Regions from separate parts of the Homo sapiens genome. Here region 1 is linked to region 2. A link is a loop called in an ENCODE intact Hi-C map of the cell type or tissue named here. Cell type or tissue: A673. All regions are shown on one strand.

Region 1 (2,500 bases), 420 kb before region 2:
TTCATTTTCAGGGTATGTTGAGTTCATGAAAACTAAATTTCAAAGTAATTCACAAAAATTTACTTTTTTTACTTGCTTTAAAGTGGAATAGAACATAGTCTACATTTAAGTTCTGTTCAATCGGTATCAACCAAATTAACATTTCAGCAACTTTCAAATCACCCCTGGCAACTCTGGCAAAACGTGGTTTATTAGGTCAGGAACATATGCATGTATATAGTTGAGAGGTTTCACTCATATACGTGTGTGTATGTATTTATACACTTTGCTTCTTCTGAAGGAAAAAAGGGAGACTTTAAATAATTTTGAAATATAATCTCAGTGAACTTAGAGCTTGATTGACAGGTTAATAAATATTTCAATATTTAATGGATTACTGAAAAAATAGGTCATCATGATTATATAGAATTTTCTTACCTCACCTTTACTTCTAGAAACTGTTTTTCTATTTTTATCAGCACAATGTGTGGTAAATACAATAGCACAATATTAAACTTTGCAATAAATAAAATACTAATGAAACAAAATAACCTGAGTATGAAGTAGTTTGTAAAAACTAAAGTCATGAATCAAATGCAATTGGTTCAAATAACAATTAAAGGTATTGAGTCCTGTATTTAGTTGCTCAGGAAAAAAAAAAACTGTTAACGTTCCTGCCAATATCTAGTTAATAAAATTAATAGATTAATAAAGTTTGTTTAATGTTACTACCATTTCCTATTGGTTTCTTCTTTTTTCTTTTTTCTATTTACAGTTATTACATACGAAAAATTATACTGGTTTTTGAATAATTGTCTTTGTATGGTTCAAATCAGTTTCAAATCTTCCTTCTCTATACTGACTTCAGTGCAAGTAAATTACCTTAAAGTAGAAATGTCTTTTCTTAGACATAAAACCATCTAATTTAACTTATTTAACCATTAGACATTTTTATAATTTAAAATACTTTATGCAATAATTTATGCCAGAAGGTGGCACCAAAAGACTCAACTTTAAAATCCCTTTATTAATAAGTGCATTCCTTTATTCTATTTCTAAAGGCAGAAAAATAGCATTGGAAGAGTCGATTAAAATGATAAAGACAATACGTACATTTTGAGGTTGTATGGGGCACTGACCAGGAATACTTATTTTTGAGTTCAGATATAACACAGCAGTAATAATTCTAACAGTTTATGCTCATTTTACAAATTTATATGCATTTCTGAGCTTCTTAAAAATGGAAGCTTACAGATTATCAAGTGGATGTTTCTCATAACAAGAGAAAACAGCATATATTCTCTCCCAGTAAAGTATGTTTCTGATATGTGTTTTACATTTCCATCATGAAACTTAGGCCATTTTAGTTAGTTTTCTAACTTTAAAGATAGATCCAATGTCAGATTAAGGGCAAAAAATTTCCAAGCTTCATTAGTATTATCAATAATATATCATTCCTTTTCATTTGCTTTTATCTTGAGCAGTAGGTAAATTCAATAATGGGAGCTCAAGCTCCGGTATCAAAATGTGTGATTTTGAGTTCTTGTTCTGCCATATTCGTAGCTGTGTAACATTGGGAAATTTAAATAAATCTCTTACCACCTCTTACTCTCTGTGTCTCTTTCTCTGTTTAAATTTAATTTGTTAAGCTTACTTTGTGATAAGGTGGTAAAGTTGCATTAGAATTTAAATAAGATATACACATAAATTGCTTAAACAGTTCCTGGCAATTAGTAAACATTCAAACATATTTTGCATTAATAATGTTATTTTTTAAAAAGTTTTCTCTTTTGATAGTTACCTCTAAAGATTCCTTAGTCTTAAATTTCCAAATAATAAAACTCCTTGGAGTTTGGTTTAGTTGGGAATCATAAAAGGAAACATTTATCTGATGAATCATTCAGTACAAAAAATATACCAATTTTTAACTTTTTTATAAAACTGCCAGAAATATCAAGTAGTAAATATTTTACCCTATTGGTACAAAGAATGTTTTGAAAATATGTGTATCTGAGCACTTCTTTATAAAACAGAAAAGGGAAAAAATATATTGAATAAATACAATTTAGGCAATGAAAGTGCATATGAGATTTAAAAAACAAAACTATTCTGCTAAATCAGGCAAAAAAGAGCAAATTTAGTAAAAGAAGTCATACTTAATAATGAGTTAACATGCCACATGAGTAACGCTGTTACTAAATTTTATCCACACACATGTATATGACATACATATTTATATTTTGGGGTGGTAACTGATGTGTGTCTGCTATAAAACCATAGCACATTTATCTTTGGGGCACAAATACAAAAAATTGAAACTGAAAAACCAGGTGAATATGCTATAATAAGATACAAAATCTACTTCATTTCTAAATAAAATTATAGCTATTCTATGCAATGAAAATAATGTGTGCCCAATTAGTTACTTAGTCACTGTTTGCAAAACGAAGGCCTACAGAAGTAGCCAAAATGAAAACAGTCTAATTTTCTCATTGTTTTATCTCAGAAAGAATTATTTTAT
Region 2 (2,500 bases):
ACAAACCTCTACTATCAACTGTGACTCAGAGTATCAGGTTCAACAAATAGCCTTTTTCCCTTAATCATCCTAACAGTGGTCATGAAGGGTCAGGCCAAATAGTGCTTTATGCTGGAGGAATAACTCCTTTCAAAGTAATCTGGAAATTTGAGATAGGGATTTCAAGAAACCAGATTGTTCTAAATGTACCTCTTGTTTAACTGCAAACACACACAAGAATTGCTTGATTACCATAGTTACTTTGGCAGATTAAAGAATATTAATTATTTAGACTTGAGAAGTTGTACTTGACAAGTAATTAACGTTATTTTAAAGATTCACATAATTTAATTTGAACTAAACAGTTTACTCTAGTTTGATTTAATATTCAGGTACAAATTGGATGTCCTAAATAAAAGGACTAGATTTATATTTCTTATGACTAAATCTGGCTTATAGTCGTATTAATTTTCATTTATTTACATTAGCCTTAAAATAATTTTTATAGGATATAATCATAATGATCTTGTATAGGACATCTCATAACGAGGGAACTGAGGAGACTCATCTCTCTGAAGGTAGAATTGCATCTGTGGCATAGCAGACAGGTAGAATGTTATAGTATGCTTCATAATTCCATGTATTCCATATCACTATGTGTATTAAAATCTGTAGATAATTGAATGTTTAAGATAATAGTATGTTTTAATGATACTACAGAATGCACAATGTCTTTTCTTTCAGTATATGCTAAATGCAAATTAGCAGTTATTACAAAGGTCATTCAAGAGCAAATGTTTCAAGTTCTAATATACTTAACATCTTTGAGAGGAAGGGTTTTACAGTGAAGCAATCTATTTTTGAGTTACAAGAGGGGAAGGTAAAGGAGTATATTTAAATAAGGAAGGTAGATGAGTGCAAGATGATTTTATAATAGAAATAAATTTGAGAGATATAGCTAAGTATAATTTTGCATTCTCCATGGCCCAGCCCTATTCTATGGTTAGATCCTTAGAGTTATATTTGAATCATTGATAAGACTTCGATTTTACAAAATTTGCCGCACTTTATATGTTACCTGTAGTTTACCTTTACTTTCCAGGCACTGAAGAAGGCACTACCTTATTAATATTTCAAATAAACTAAATGGTATTGTGTATATATATGTACATGTGTGTATTATAGATGTAAGTTATATAGGAGAATTCAATCTGCTATCTGAGATCTGAGATGCAGTGATTAAATCAAATTAAAGGTGAAACTGGAGGCTATTCACTCAAGTAATCTACCAGTAAGTGATACCAAATTAATTTTCTTTGCCTTTGATGAGACTCTGTGTTATGTTTTTGTGTGCATCAGTTTATATATTAGAGTTTGAGGGGAAGTGGAGCTCCAAATTTATGGTAACAGCAGTTTTCTTTAAAGCATATCAACAGAGATGAATTGGCAGAGTCTTCATTCACCATCTTTTATACAATATTGCCCTCTATGGGAATATTGTAAAATATTGAATATTTTAGCAGGGTGATAAGTATATTCTTTCATACACTCCTGTGTTCATCACATGATTTTTCTTTCCTCTTAATTTAATTACTTTGCTCTTTCCCACCCTCTAACAGGTATAAACAGCTGAGCTGACAAAAAAATTCATCATTGTTTTATTATATAGTAGGTTTAGAGTATCAGAATTCATTTTACTTTATTTATTTTACATTATATTTAATTATTTGTTTGGTTTTCTTTTGTAAAATATCTCTGTTTTCGGAGTACTATATTTTCATTTACTTCATATCATCTCATTTATGATAATTCCTTTTCAGAAAAGGGAAACACCAATTAAAGTTCTAAAATAAAATTATACTTAATATGGAAGACAAACAAATCATTTTACATAAAGGAATATTTAGAATTTACAGTGCCATTCTTCTGATTCTATAAATGCAAACCAAATTACAGTAATGTATAAAATATTTTCAATTCTTTAAAATATATGACAATATTTTTACTAAAATATTTTTATTCATGAATAATATTAGGAAGATTAAATGACATGGATTCTAAAAAGGAAAACTAATCTGGGTCTTCTTATCCATGGGGAAAATTGCTTTATAATGTATCTTTGCATCTTCCTTTTGAAATGAATTGTTGCTTCTATTTGTGACATACAGAACTGGTGCAACAGTTTCATTGAAAATATATTTGTAGGGGAAATGTTAATTTCTGGTTCCCTATTTTCTAGCTTTGGGTTGCCATCATTCGTTCATTCATTCATAAATTTATTTTTTTAAATGTCAGTAACTATGCCATGGCACTGCTCCAAGTATTAAGGATATAAGCCTCAAACAAACAAACAAAAACAAAAGAGATTATCTCTGTCCTCAAAGAATAAAGACTTCATTGCTAGCATTATGTGTGTGCCTACAAATCAGGCAACAATAGCAATATAATGCTGTGTACCCCATTGCTAGCTGGTTACAGAGGGCAACACTGGGTTTACAGGTCTTGGAATACAGCATGACTT

The links. Peaks named below come from ENCODE experiments on the same cell type or tissue, not always from the same donor. Only the 100,000 strongest peaks of a DNase experiment are listed, where the experiment ranks them.
Region 1: it touches region 2 in a loop (4-fold over the local background); 3 of 110 quality-filtered maps call a loop at or near these places.

The regions. Positions count from the first base shown.
Region 1 is chr4:115,536,077-115,538,576 of GRCh38, reverse strand. No RefSeq gene overlaps it. Among named protein-coding and RNA genes, the nearest start is that of NDST4, 420 kb to the right of the region's middle. In A673, a CTCF peak has its summit at 956 (motif pointing right); a DNase peak (open chromatin) is centred at 976.
Region 2 is chr4:115,119,108-115,121,607 of GRCh38, reverse strand. No RefSeq gene overlaps it. Among named protein-coding and RNA genes, the nearest start is that of NDST4, 6.7 kb to the right of the region's middle. In A673, a CTCF peak has its summit at 1,471; a DNase peak (open chromatin) is centred at 1,447; H3K4me3 peaks cover 71 bases; H3K27ac peaks cover 1,219 bases.